Linked DNA regions of Homo sapiens: all the other regions are linked to region 2. The links are chromatin contacts, found by Hi-C or POLR2A ChIA-PET in ENCODE. All regions are on one chromosome and are shown on one strand. Each heading gives the region's core, a stretch centred on a gene start or an enhancer-like site at or near the end of the contact. The rest is flanking DNA. Distances are from core to core; before and after follow the strand shown. Region 1 holds the start of TSN (translin). Region 2 holds the start of DDX18 (DEAD-box helicase 18). Region 3 overlaps LINC02936 (long intergenic non-protein coding RNA 2936). Region 4 holds the start of SLC35F5 (solute carrier family 35 member F5). Region 5 holds the start of CLASP1 (cytoplasmic linker associated protein 1).

Region 1 (2,700 bases), core at 65-2,564, 3.9 Mb before region 2:
AATGCAACACAAGAGTCGGGTATTTCTAATTCTTTTTTCTTTTTTTTTTTTTTTTTGAGACGGAGTCTCGCTCTGTCACCCAGGCTGGAGTGCAGTGGCGCGATCTCAGCTCACCGCAACCTCCGCCTCCCGGGTTCACGCCATTCTCCTGCTTCAGCCTCCCGAGTAGCTGGGATTACAGGTGTGCGCAACCATGCCCAGTTAATGTTCTTTTATATTTTTAGTAGAGACAGGGTTTCCCCATGTTGGCCAGGCTGGTCTCAAACTCCTTACCTCAGGTGATCTGGCCGCCTCGGCCTCCCAAAATGCTGGAATTACAGGCATGAGGCGCCGCTCCCCGCCTCTAATTCATTTTTAAAATATTCACTGAGCATACTTATGTGCGAGGCACTGTGTAAATACCGGGGAACCAAGCACACAATCCCTTCCCTCTGGCGGTTTAACATACAATGAGGGAGAAGATTTTTTTAAAATAATCAATATTACACACATTAAAAAAAGTTAATGTGCTACTAGAAAACATAACAGGAAATAGATCGCTTAGACTGTGACGCCAATGAGATAAATACGAGACAATCAGGAAAAGAACGGGAAAGAAGCAAATTCCAGGAAAAGCAAACAGGCAGGAAGCTATTTGGGGCACTAGAAGAGGTAAAGTGAACATCATACACAAAGACAGAGAGCATAAACGAGATTGAAGAGAAACCATGTGAGCCACAGTAGAGTCTGATTTTTTATCCTGTGTGGCATAGGAAATCACAGGAGAGTTTTAAGCAGATCACATGTGCTTTTAAGACACCAACAAAAATACACGAAACGCTCATTCGCTGAAGACCAGGTGCTAATCGAGCCTTCGATATAAACAAGTGCTGAAAAGAAGGAAAACTGACACAAACGAGGCAAGTGATGCTGAGAAGCTGAGACTCGAACACGGGGAATCAGGACAGAGCAGCAAAATTTTGGGCGGGGGCGGGGAGTGCCTAACCTAAAGCTAGAGGGGAAGCAACCCACCCTCGGAGGCGTCCCCACCGCCCGAGACTGAGCGACAGAGGAGGGCCGGGCGAAGTGGCCCAACTAGGCATGGAAAGGCAAAGGGAATGGGGAAGGGAGGGGGCTCGCCTCTCGGATGTCCTGCTCGGCAGCCAAAAAGCCCTGCAGCTCCACGAAGATCTCGCTCACAGACATGGCGCCGGCTGCACAACAATCAGCCAGTGTAGCAAGGGCGGCCAAGGAAGTGGACGCCGCAGGCAACCAGCGCAATCAATCGCAACGGCCGCCGCTACCGCCGCGTCCCCCCGGTCTTACGCCACGACCGTCGCTAGGGTCCTCCGAGGCTCGCGGCGCGCCGGAGGACGGGCTGTCCGCCGCGCTGCCTGAGGCGCCGTCCGCTGCGTTCGGAACCGAGGCGCGCGTCCAAAGGGCAGAGGAGAGGGAGAGTGGGCGGGGCCTCAGTCTGAGGCCTTCAGACAGGCATCGCCAGAAACAACCTGCGAAGGCGGCCCTCGGAGCACGTGGGCCTGAGGGAGGGCGGGGACGGGCGTGTAGGTGGTGCGGGCAAGTGGGGCTGGTTAGCTTATATGTGTGTATTTATTTCATACACAACAACAGTTGGAGGGAAATATTTGACAACGAAAGAGTATGCACAAAAAACAGGTGCAGAAGAATGTAGAGAGAGTTCAGCCTTCGTGAGAGAGTAGGGGGCCAGTGCATTTCCAAAAAAAAGGAAAATAAAAGTAACGTATGTAGGACTGTGAGTAGGGAATGGATTGGGAGCGAAAATTTTCTGTGTAGATCTTTTAATGTCTTCTCTGTATGGCTGTATTACCTATTTTTAAATTAAACGGCTTTTTTAAGCGTGTGCGGTGGGATGTTTCTCTTTCCACTCACACCTTGTCCTAATTCCCCTTCCATGCCCTATAACGGTTTCCCCTTTCATGCCCTATAACGGTTTCCCCTTTGTTCTTGAAGAGTTATTTCATACACACATACTGTGTGTGTGTTCTTGAACAGTTATTCCATACACAAATACAGTGTGTGTGTGTGTTGCACTCGCCAGATGAATTGGAATGATTCTTATCAACTAAATGATAATTTATTGCTTGCTTTGTTTCTGACATTATTCTAAACTCTTTACATGAAGGATCATATTTAATTCTCATTATATGAGAATAATTTCATGTCCATGAAGAAGACAGTAAGACCACTAGCACCTACATTTTTAAAAAACTATCGGCCGGGCGCAGTGGCTCACACCTGTAATCCCAACACTTTGGGAGGCCAAGGCGGGCAGATCACAAAGTCAGGAGTTCGAGACCAGCCTGACCAACATGGTGAAACTCCGTCTCTACTAAAGATACAAAAACTAGCCGGGCGTGGTGGCGCGCGCCTGTAATCCCGGCAACTCGGGAGACTGAGGCAGAAGAATCGCTTGAACCCGGGAGGCACAGGTTGCAGTTAGCCGAGATCACACCACTGCACTATAGCCTGGGCAACAGACTCCGTCTCAAAAAAAATAAAAAACCCTTTCTTATCTCGTGTTTGTTCTCCCAAAACCCATTCGTCTGTCCTAAAGAATCCTATTTGTTCTCATACAAACTTTCGTCACCTCTCCGTTTTACCTAGAGTTAGGCACACAAGCCACTAACTGGTTTTTTGTTTCTTTCTTTTCTTGTGTGGTTTTCGTTATTGTTGTTTTGTTCT
Region 2 (2,700 bases), core at 130-2,629:
TGTCATAGTCTTTTTACTGTACCTTTTCTATGTTTAGATATATTTAGCCATACATACACTTACCATTGTGTTACAATTCTCTGAGTATAGTACAGTAACATGCTGTACAGGATGACAGCTTACGAGCAACAGGCTATATCATGTAGCCTGGGTGTGTAGTAGATTTAGGTTTGTGTAACTAGATAAAGTTCGCAAAACGACAAAAGCCCCTAATGACACATTTCTCACAATGTATCCCCCCTCCTGTTATGCGATGCATGACTGTACCTGAGAATGTCCTTACCAAAGGTTCCCTGTTTGTTTACTGAAAAAGATAAAACACCATCTTTTGTTCAAATTTACTTACATATGCGCTGAAAAGTAGTAATGCTGTAGTATTATTCTATAGGAATTAGAAATACAAGAGTATTTCAAAACATATTCCTAAAATTCACAAACCTATTGCCTCCTGCAGAATTTTTTTTCAATTAATGTCTGTTGAAAACCAACTGGGGCAAGGCACTGTGCCTCCAAACTTTCCCTCGGGGAGTTTGTATCTTAACCTGGACAACAGGTTAACACAATTACTTCAAGATCTGTGGCCCCACTGTCAGGACACTGGGACTGCAAATGAGGTAGGTAAGAAAGGTGACATTCAGATAAAATCCTTTTCATTTAGGTCACTGTGCGGGACACAAATACGTAGAAGCTCTGGTGAGAAAGTGCTACGAGAACGTGTGGAAGTGGGTAGAGGAAGGCAATAGTATCAAAGAAGCTCTGTGGAAACAGCCAGACGGGCTTTTGGGGAAAGAAATACGGGAATTAAATAGATGTGAAAAGTGGGTGGAAATGAGACGTTTCATGCAGCATAACCGGAAATGAGGGATGAGGTGAGGTGCGACTTGCAGGTGGTGAGGGAACCAAAAGCTAAGGTGGAAATGCAAAAGGCAGGGTTAGTCGTAAGCCTAGAAGTGAACGGGGAGTCCTCCCGCTCTAACGTTGTAAGAAGACACTGATTGCTCAGAAAGGTCAGGAGCAGCGCTGGAGCCACGCGACGAGTGGGCAGCAGCGCGGGTCCCGAGTGGAAGCTGCCTTTTCACTCTCCCCAATCACACACGCTGCAGGGGAAGCTGCCTCCGTCACACAGAGCAGCTGGGCCCCCGGCCGCCCGAACGCGCCAGGGCTCGCGCGTGGGTCTTCTGAGCCACCGCGAGTCAACGCATCTCACCCTGAAACTTTAGGTTCCGCTGCCGCAATTTGAGGTTCCGCTTCTCGATCTTCTTACGCAGGAGTTTCATCGGCAGGTGTGACATTCTGCCCAACAAGTGCCTAGAATAAGGCGCCACACAGTACAGCTACTCAGTTCTCAGGCTGACGTTACTTCCCTTCCGGCCGCACGTGCGCAGCTCGGCCAACAGGAAACGCGTCACAGGAACGCTGGCACCCGGCGGAACGAAAATGCTCCAGAGCGGAAATGCTTCCAGACGCGCGCACCGTGATATCTTTGGCGACCAAAATCTTTGCAGCGCCCCCTGGAGAAGTGGAAGCGAGACGCTGCACTGGCTTCACACTGTGCTAAAGCTAACTTGAGCTCCCCCTAGAGGAAGACTGAAGAAAGAACGTGGAGGGGAAGGAGGCCTTAGGGAGTCCGCATTTTTATGTTCCTATCCTCTGTGGGTGCAGAACTAGAGTTGGCCCTCCCTGTACCTGAATTCCCTGTCTGTGGATTCAACCAACTCCCCCATTGAAAACATTAAAAAAAAAACAATTAAAAATAATACAGTGTGATAACTACTTTCATAGCATTTAGGTTGTATAAGGTATTATAAGTCATTTAGAAATGATTTAAAGTATACAGGATGTTGTGTGTAAAATAAATGCAAATATTACACTATTGTATATAAGGGTTTTGAGTATCCTAAGATATTGGTACCCATAGAGGGTCCTGGACTCAATCCCTTGTGGATACTGAGGGACAACTGTATTTGGGAAACTGAATAGAACTAAATTATATATATGCATTTCCAAACTTGTTTGGCCACTCTCCTCAGAAATACAATTTCTGTGTCACTTGGTACACATACACACATAAATATAACATTTCTCAAAATAATATTCTTGCTTTTCACTCTTTTTCCTTCAATTCCATTCATTCCATCCTAAATTATTCTTTTTAGCTTACTAAAAATACTGATTCCTATGAATTTAAATTAACTTTACTACATTAATAATAGGTTGACTGCAGTTTGAAAAAGAGGTTTATATATTCCTTAAGTATACCCAAGGACCCTTCAGCAGTCCAGGACAGAAATTGCAATGTGGCTAGCTAATAGTCATCTCTTTTTTGGGATGGGGAGGAAGACAGGGGTATGCATATAGTATTTAATTTTTAAAAAAATTGTTATCAACATTAAAATACTTGGAGATTTCCATAAAAATTCATATTTGTCTTTAAAAATTGGCCCAATGCCCTCAAATTCCCCTTAACAGTAATCAATTTGAGCTGAACAACTGGAAGAGTCCATGAAACCTGGATTAATTTGTTTACTTGGAGGGGCAGAACATGAGACCCTGGAGATTAGACCTGATCATAGTGAGGAACAGAGAGGGAGAAAACTTGGGAGGGAGTTTAAACAGAATGTGAAGGAATTGACTTCGAAATCACATTGGATTGGACTGGAAAACTAAGACAAACAAATAATAATGTGCTTAGATTAATTT
Region 3 (2,700 bases), core at 181-2,680, 4.1 Mb after region 2:
TCCCTGCCCGCCCCTCCCTCCAGCCTCTGGTAACCATCATTCTACTCTCCACTTCTGTGAGTGTGACATTTTTAGAGTCCACACGTAAGTGAGGTCATGCAGAATTTTTGCTCTGTATATGCACATGTCTTATGTACAAGTAAAGAAGCTCTGCAAATTTTAAGACACCAAGGATGGGGCATTCCCACAGCGAGGCAGGCGCTGGGTGCAGGAGGTAAGTGAGGGAGTGTTGTTCCAGTCCAGATTTGATTCACTATTTCTGAAAACATGGAAATGCATTACCAAACAATTGGACAAATATACGTTAAAATTTAAAAAGAACCTTCTGCAGAAAAGAAAGGAGCAATGGGGATAAAACAGCCACACGGTCATGGGTGTTGCACGTATAATATTTTGTTCCAGTTGAAGCTCTGTGTTTTCTTAGCCAGTTTTCTCATGACTACTGATGTACTAAGTACAATCACACCGGAGCTGGCCGACGTTAGACTGTGGGCTGTGGCCACGGATGTCAAATAACAGCCCTGGCCTCGTCCACACAGTAAAGAGCAGACCTCACACGGGATGGTTTACCATCAAGGGGTCCAGACAGAAAGGCTGTTCTAGAACCCCTCTCACTTAAAGAGCACAAATCCGAATGAATACATTGTTTTATTGTTTTACCAGTAAGGTTCTTGACACTGATGACTTACCTTCCTATCCCCAGGAAACAGATGGTAAGTGTCCTTGAGGAGAATATCCCTTCACAGCAAATTCACATCTTTCCTTCAGCCTAGAGAGATCAGACAGAGATGAAGACCTCACCACTAAAGACCCACTCTCCTAGCTGTTTTGGAGAGGTCGCTCTTGTCTTTATAAACTTCTGAAGTTGTCTCTTGGCATATTTCCCTCCCCTCAAATCCTTATAAAAACAGGTGTGGCTAAAGCCTGTCTTTGCTGAAAGAACACTCTCTTCCTTAATAGAAAATTCTCTATTGAAAACTTATTTTCCCTGGCTGGGCTCAGTGGCTCACGCCTGTAATCTCATCACTTTGACAGGCCAAGGCGGGTGGATCACACAGTCAGGAGATCAAGACCAGCCTGGCCAACGTGGTGAAATCCTGTCTCTACTAAAAATACACAAATTAGCTGGGTGTGGTGGTGCATGCCTGTAATCCCAGCTACTTGGGAGGCTGAGGCAGGAGAATAGCTTGAACCAGGGAGTTGGAGGTTGCGGTGAGCCGAGATCGTGCCACTGCACTCCAGCCTGGCGACAAAGTGAGACTCCATCTCAAAAAAAAAAAAAAAAAAAGAAGAAAAGAAAGAAAGTCGTTTCCCTTTCTGGCTTCTGTGGTTAGCGGTGCAACAGTAGCAAAACTGGTCTCAGACATGTGAGTGGGAGGCAGGAAATCTGCAAAGTGACAATGGTCACCATGTGTACTCTTCACCCTTTCTGTGTGCTAGACCAGAGGCCCATGCTGGCATGCCATTCTGACATGCACTGTGAGGGAGCTGACATTCTCAGAACAAATGCCGCATGCGTGGAAGATGGAGGAGCCCCGTGCCAAATTCCTTCTGTTTTTATCCTCCTTCCAGTAGGAGCCCCAGATATCAACTCCACAAATTTGAAACTGTGCCAGACCAGAGTGTGTAGAGAAGTGTTTGGGGAACTGTGGGAGGGGGAGAAGATAATATTGGTATAATAAAATCAAATTCGGGGCTGGGCATAGTAGCTCACGCCTGTAATCCCAGCATTTTGGAAGGCCAAGGTGGGTGGATCACTTGAGGTCAGGGGTTCAAGACCAGCCTGACCAACATGGTGAAACCCTGTCTCTACAAAAAAATACAAAAATTAGCCAGGCGTAGTGGTGCCTACCTCTAGTCCCAGCTACTCTGGAGGCTAAGGTAGGAGAATGGCTTGAACCCAGGAGGTGGAGGTTGCAGTGAGCTGAGGTCATGCCACTGCACTCCAGCCTAGGTGACAGAGTGAAACCCTGTCTCAACAAACAAACACACACACAAAAAAAAAAGAAAAGAAAAAAGAAAAAATCAAACTTGAAAAAGAACTCCATTAAAAAGAAAAAAACTGATTTCATAACTATAATAAAAATACGCTATAAATATAGTAAAATGCCATGGAGTCTGTGTCTAACTCTGAAGAAAAAAAATTGTCATCTAAAAGACAGATTCTGGAACCAAACACCAGAAAAGTTCTCAAGAAATGAATGGCTTCTTTAGAAGACAAAGAATGAGTAAGTTCAGTTGTAACCAGAAGTGAAAGCAAAGTCATCTACAGCTATGCTTGGAGATGTTGGTCTTTTCATAGCATGGTCTTTTTGTGGCATGCAGCAGTGAGGGCAAAGAAACCACTAGGGAACTTTGAAGCCTTGGTTCGCTGCTGCTAGGGATTCCATTGTACAGATCTACTATGCACCAGTTAATGGATAGTTTACTTTATCTATGCACCAGTTAATGGATATTTGAATTATTTTCAGTTTTTACTTATTATGAATAATGTGGCTTCAAACACCCCCATGTACGCTTTTAGGTAGACATAAACCTTCAATTCTCTTCATAGATACTTAGGAGTGAAATTGATGGATCGTTTGTTAAGTACAGGTTTAACTTTTTAACACACTTTCAAACTATTTTCCAAATGACTATGTCATTTTAAAATCTTACCAACACATACTTGTCAATACTTGGTATTGTCAATCTCTTAAT
Region 4 (2,700 bases), core at 47-2,546, 4.1 Mb after region 2:
CAATAGGTTTCTGAATGACTTATTAGAGGTGTTTGATGCTGATAGTTTGAAACTGATTCGATCAATTAAAAAATGTTCATTGGTATTGTTTTATTAGTTGCTAGAATATGCATTCAACTTCACTGAAACGAGACTTAAAAGGTAAGAGGTACACTACATCGCGACTATAGGAGTAAGAAAATTTAATTTCTTCACGCCATCTGACCAAGATGTTAAATTACTGAACCCTTTAGTCTTGTTTTTGTTTTGTAGATAGAAATCAAGATGCTGGACAAACCTTTCTCATGGAATAGTCAAAATATTTAAGGAACAAATCTATACAGTTTAATAACTGCCAACATTTGGCAGGGCTCATGCCTGTAATTCCAGCACTTCGGGAGGTCGAGGCGGGCGGATCACTTAAGACTAGGAGTACGAGACCAGCCTGGCCAACATGGCGAAACCCTGTCTCTACTAAAAAATATAAAAATTAGCCGGGCATTGGTGGCTTGCGCCTGTAGTCCCGGCTACACTGGAAGCTGAGGCTGGAGAATCGCTTGAGCCCGGGAAGCAGAGGTTGCAGTGAGCTGTGATTGTGCCACTGCACTGCAGCCTGGGTGGCAGAGAAAGACCCTGTCTCAAAACAAACGAACGAACAAAAAATTGCTGACGTCTGTGAGGTTCTTATTATGTGCCATGAATTGATCTACGTCCTTCACATATGTAAACTCATGCAATCCTAGCATACACACAAAAAACCAATGTGGCAGGTACTATCATTATCGTAGACAAGGAAACCGAGGACCAGAGAAGTTGAAGTAGCTTGGCCTAGGATGTAGGTTGTAACTCCTAGAGCTGAGATCTTGTTTATATACAAAAGGTTTCAAGAATCAAAAGTACTCTAAGCCACTTTGCGTTTCGGCTGTCATCGAGAAAGGGATATCCGAAGTTTCAGGTTCGCAGTTTGTGAAACGGAACGGCCAGCTTTCGTTCTAAGGCGGGCGGAGGTTTAGCCACTCCCTCGTCCTTTGCTCTGCCCCAGACACCCACGCTCGCTTTCCTCTTCTTCCTCCACCTCGCCCTACTTCCCTTCTTCCTATCTTCTCTCTTCTTTCGCCTCGCCGCCGCGAGCCCTCGCTCGGCGACCAGAGCCTCGCATTACTTCCCCTAGCTCCGCCAAGCCTCGCTGCATACGCGACCGCGCGCAGTCCGCCGTCGCGCCCCTATGACGTCACCCGCGCGCCACCGCTTCCGGGCTGGGGACTGGGGGCGGGGCCGCGCGGAGGGCAAGCCGGGGGCGGGGCCGGGGCCAGAGCAGATCTCCGGGCCTCCGCGGCCATAGCTGACTGTGCCGTCCCTTCCCCTCACCCGCTCCACGCCCTCCTGGGCCGAGTGGAGTTGGGTGGTGTCGGGAGCCTCTCCCTGAGGGGCACCGCGTCTTCAGGAGCTGGGCCTCCAGTGCGGCGCGATGTCAGGCGCGGTGACAGCTCTGTGAGTCCGAGGCCGCGGCCGTGGCGCTGGGCGGCTGCGGGGCCTGACCGGTCCGCTCATGGTGCCGCCACGACGCCATCGCGGGGCAGGAAGGCCAGGTAGGCAGGCAGGGAAGGGCCCCGACATCACCGGAGCCCAAACCGGGACGGAGTGCCCACCAGCAGCACCACCTCCTGCCCTCGGTGGCAGCAGGAGCGCCTTGACCGAAACCGTGAAGGTCTCTAGGGGCGGAGGGAGCGGGAGCTGACAGGGGCGCCGGAGCCCTGCGCCCACCGCTGGCAATTGAGGAAGCCGTGCGTGCGCCCTCGCCTCGGCTCCCCGGGGAGGCGTCGCTGCCTTAACTGTCTTCCCCGCTCCAAAACAGAAGGATGATTTCTTTTCCCAGCTGTTTCTTTTAAAATGACTGGATGTTTTGATAGAGGTGGGTGGAGGAGCATGGAGAATCCTTTTCTTTTACCACTTGAAGAGATTGGAAAGGTGCCTTCAAGACCCACAGCAAATCACTTACTCTCCGATAACCAAATTCCACTCCAGCAGATCAGGGACAGAAAAGACACTTTTAGAAACAGTGTCTAGACGCTGTCCCCAGGGATGGATTCCTCTGGATGGAGAGGTGAATGGAGTTCCGTATTTGTGAAACTCAGAGAAGCTATTTTCTGGTAGTTAACTGTTCTTAAATGTGCCGTATGTTGTATATTACTCCCCCTCCCTGCCCGCCCCGTATCGCGTATCTCTCTAAGTATAATCTGAAGCGTGCAGTGGATACCATGAAAGTACTGAGAAAGGTGGCAAGTATGTTTAACACATTTTGGTCCTTTTCATTGATTTGCTTTGAGTTTGAAGATGAAGAGTAAAAAACGATGTGATGAATCTTACCTTGAGTTATTCACGTTTTCATAGCATAATTTCATGGTTGTTTTTAGGGGTGCTGAGTTCTTCACCTCCTTTTAGACTGAGATCTGCCAAGTTTTCCGGCATTGCTCTTGAGGATCTCAGAAGGGCTCTTAAGACAAGGTAGATTCCACGTTTATCCTCTATGTAACTTTCACACTGAACATTAGCTAACAAAAGTCAAATGTTTCTGTTATACTAATGTTCTCATTTTTAATGGTTGTTTTTCTAAAATCATCTCTAATGTGATCTGTATTTTCTAAAAAACAGACTGCAAATGGTGTGTGTATTTGTCATGAACCGAATGAATTCCCAGAACAGTGGTTTCACTCAGCGCAG
Region 5 (2,700 bases), core at 120-2,619, 3.8 Mb before region 2:
CTAAGACCCTGAGGATCAGGGGGCATTATCTCATAGTTCTCCCGCACTTCTCTCCCATCCCAACACATACACTAGCAAGGAGCTCCGCACACAAGCTCCTCCAGTAAAAACAACGCACTGGGCAGTGCATCTCAACACATCAAATTACCGGCGTGCATAGGAGCCTGATGCGGCAAATCTGTGGGTCCTTCGGGATCCTTGAAGGCAGCCCTATAATTTGCATTTTTCTACGCTCCAAAACACTTTCCGGGCCAGATGCGGTGGCTCACTCCTGCTGTCCCAGCACTTTCGAAGACCCAAGACGGCGGATCACTTGAGGTCAGGAGTTTGAGACAAGGCTGGGAAACATGGTGAAACCCATCTCTACAAAAAAATACAAAAAGTAGTTGGGGGGGGGTGGTGCACGCCTGTAATTCCAGCTACTCGGGAGGCTAAGGCAGGAGGATCACCTGAGCCTGGGAAGTCGAGGCTGCAGTGAGCCGTGATCGCGCCACTGCACTCCATCCGGCCTGGGCGACGGCGGTGAGACCCTGTCTCAAAAAAATAAAAGCCACCACTTTCCCACTTATTATCCCAGGGAAACGCACGCGACGGAGGAGCGAAGGAGCGTTTATTTGTGGAGGCGCTCAAGTAAGAAACCCTGCTCGCTGGCCGACTCAAGGGTCTCCAAAGCCTTCTCTGGGCTGTCTCCCCTCCCCAAAAGGCAAAGAACCGTTAACAAGTTTACTTCCGGCACAAGCGTCCGCGCCTGCTCGGAAAAGGGAGCGTGGACACACAGCTCTGTTACGGGAAGTCGCAGGGCACAATTTCCTTCATTGCAGTCGCCCTCTGGGCGGACGCCCTAACCCAGAAGTGAAAGACCGTTTCCTTCGAGTATCAGACCCCCGACCAAAGGAAGTTCCACTTGGACGACTTTTACCCAGGGTTTCCCGATTCCTCTTTAGCTCTTCCTATCACGCTCCCTGCTTGCTGGTGCATTGTTGCTGTGGCCACTTAGTTCCGACCTTCCTTGTCTAACTCGAGTTTTGTCGCAACTTTCCAAGGGGCCTAACCACAACCTTTTCCGTAAAAAAAAACAAAAACAAAACCTTTACCCTACGGGTCCCCATCAGGGTCAACTAACGTTCTCCGTGAGGGGCAAAGCTCCCGGGGACTTTACGCCAGCGAAGCCTAACACGGCCAGGCCAGCGCCTGCGCGGGGCGTTACCATAGAGAGGCAGCCGCCTCTCTGGTCTCGGTTTACGCTCTCTATGGTGTACCCGGGTTGGTGGCGGTAAGAAGAAAAAGGGTGACCGCACTGCGCAGGCGCCCTCGGCGTCTCTCTCGCTCTCTCGGTCTTTTTTTTTTTTTTCTTTTTTTTTTTTTTTAATCCCCGCACCAAGCGCTTAACCTCATTGGGGTGGAGGAGAAGGCGGCGGCTCTCTGGTCCGCAGCGGCAACAGTAACGAAAAACAGGGCTGTAAGTACCCGGTCAGGGGGCGGAGGGTCAGACCCGAGCCCTCTCGCGGCCCTGGCCCCTCCCGCGCAGTGGCGGGCGCCGGGTCTGGGTGGGGGCGATGTCCAGCGCTGTCATCGGCTCTTGGGTGCACTTTGGGGGGATGGGGCGGCCCTGAGGTGGGAGCCTGGCGAGGAGCGGGATGCGAGGGTTGTTTATCCAACCAGTAGGTCGCTGAGCCCAGGCTGCTTTGCAGAGGGAGGGGATCGGCCCTGGGGTCAGTCGGGCTTTGTGTGCCCCTCTCTGTTTCCCTTTTCCAGACCCCACCCGGGCCCCCTTCCTAACCCGAGTCTCCCCTGCCGGGTGGGAGAAGCCAGCGAGCCCGGGGCGCGTTTGAAAGGAAGGGAGGGGGCGAGGGAGAGAAACCCACAACAACTAGTCATTGGCGAGTGATGGGTGTGAAGAAAGATCCAGAGAGAAGGGGTGCCGGGAGGCGGGCGGCCCGGGCTCCCGTCCTGGGCTCCCAACCGGGCCAGACAAAAGCTGCGCGAGCGGCGCCGAGCGGAGCGGCCGGCTTGATGGGATGCACAAGGTCCCCTTGGTTCCCGGGGCCTTCGAAGAGCTTCTTTCTGAAGCTGGGAAAGCGAACAAGTGCTGAGTTAAGCCTGTGCAGACTTCTCAACTTGCCTTTGTTGTTCTTTGGTATTGGCAGAGACGCTCTGACGAAGATGAGTGTGTGATCTTGCACGTTAGCCTGGCTAGGTACAATGGAGCTAATCGAATTTTGCTTTCCGTTTTCCGAGCTGCTGGGATGAGTATGGGGCTTTCCAGAGTTTAAATTATTACATAATATTTTTAAAATAGTTGTTTGCTTCTAAAATTAAAAAAAATTAATGTGGAGTCTGAAAGCACGCTGTGGTGAGTTTGCAGCTGAGTTTGCAGCTGGGTGAGTTTCTGTGTAGTGGGGTGCGTTCATTAAATACTGACCATTCGTAGAACCTGTGAGCTCTTTAAACATGATACTTTCATTTGTAGATGTGGCAATGAGAGCTTCAGATTCTCTAGTCCTTTGGGAGACCGTGATGCAGAAGAGTCAGAAGCGAGAAATAGTTTCATGCCGCCATGTACCTTGGACCCTATTTGGGTGCCACAGTCCGTTTTCAATTCTGGCATTAGAAATTGTTTTTATTACTACGATTATTTACGACGGTAACTGACCTCTCGATATGAGGGATCCTGGATATTGGCTCCGTTTGCTCATCAAG

Evidence for each region. A loop is a pair of places that touch in the nucleus more often than their neighbours do. ChIA-PET counts read pairs that join two places held with the same protein, here RNA polymerase II (POLR2A). Pooled maps may share reads with other maps.
Region 1: a map of B cell shows a loop between it and region 2 (11-fold over the local background). The contact joins the promoter of TSN here to the promoter of DDX18 in region 2. A Hi-C loop is called at or near these places in 3 of 168 maps with a recorded cell type or tissue (B cell, CD4-positive, alpha-beta T cell and naive thymus-derived CD4-positive, alpha-beta T cell) and 12 of 50 pooled maps.
Region 3: a pooled map shows a loop between it and region 2 (7-fold over the local background). The contact joins the enhancer-like site here to the promoter of DDX18 in region 2. A Hi-C loop is called at or near these places in 2 of 37 single-sample maps with no recorded cell type and 7 of 50 pooled maps.
Region 4: a map of endothelial cell of umbilical vein shows a loop between it and region 2 (16-fold over the local background). The contact joins the promoter of SLC35F5 here to the promoter of DDX18 in region 2. A Hi-C loop is called at or near these places in 2 of 168 maps with a recorded cell type or tissue (B cell and endothelial cell of umbilical vein), 4 of 37 single-sample maps with no recorded cell type and 13 of 50 pooled maps. POLR2A ChIA-PET finds 5 or more read pairs at or near these places in 1 of 52 experiments (CD4-positive, alpha-beta T cell).
Region 5: a loop to region 2 is called in a map of CD8-positive, alpha-beta T cell, with 8 times the contacts of the local background. The contact joins the promoter of CLASP1 here to the promoter of DDX18 in region 2. A Hi-C loop is called at or near these places in 2 of 168 maps with a recorded cell type or tissue (CD4-positive, alpha-beta T cell and CD8-positive, alpha-beta T cell), 1 of 37 single-sample maps with no recorded cell type and 11 of 50 pooled maps. POLR2A ChIA-PET finds 5 or more read pairs at or near these places in 1 of 52 experiments (CD4-positive, alpha-beta memory T cell).

Annotation. Positions count from the first base shown.
Region 1 is chr2:121,754,265-121,756,964 of GRCh38, reverse strand. It overlaps TSN (translin), which reads right to left and starts at 1,314. Exons shown (of 6, transcript NM_004622.3): 1 at 1,120-1,314. The coding sequence starts at 1,185. RefSeq lists an enhancer at 1,260-1,449.
Region 2 is chr2:117,813,370-117,816,069 of GRCh38, reverse strand. It overlaps DDX18 (DEAD-box helicase 18), which reads right to left and starts at 1,379. Exons shown (of 14, transcript NM_006773.4): 1 at 1,208-1,379. The coding sequence starts at 1,292. RefSeq lists enhancers at 522-1,057, 1,133-1,182, 1,203-1,252, 1,383-1,512, 1,058-1,595 and 1 more.
Region 3 is chr2:113,692,446-113,695,145 of GRCh38, reverse strand. All of the region lies in intron 1 of LINC02936 (long intergenic non-protein coding RNA 2936), which reads left to right. Among named protein-coding and RNA genes, the nearest start is that of LINC02936, 10 kb to the left of the region's middle. RefSeq lists enhancers at 1,046-1,175, 1,616-1,705. Within about 2 kb of position 1,430, at least 5 of the 41 ENCODE cell types and tissues checked have a DNase peak (open chromatin) inside an H3K27ac peak, as active enhancers do.
Region 4 is chr2:113,755,238-113,757,937 of GRCh38, reverse strand. SLC35F5 (solute carrier family 35 member F5) reads left to right here and starts at 1,296. Exons shown (of 16, transcript NM_025181.5): 1 at 1,296-1,568; 2 at 2,394-2,484; 3 at 2,632-2,700. The coding sequence starts at 1,529. RefSeq lists enhancers at 521-570, 751-930 and a silencer at 1,141-1,370.
Region 5 is chr2:121,648,131-121,650,830 of GRCh38, reverse strand. CLASP1 (cytoplasmic linker associated protein 1) reads left to right here and starts at 1,369. Exons shown (of 41, transcript NM_001395891.1): 1 at 1,369-1,459. NIFK-AS1 (NIFK antisense RNA 1) reads right to left here and starts at 1,177. Exons shown (of 4, transcript NR_037857.1): 1 at 450-1,177; 2 at 149-363. RefSeq lists enhancers at 859-1,128, 1,160-1,786, 1,787-2,415.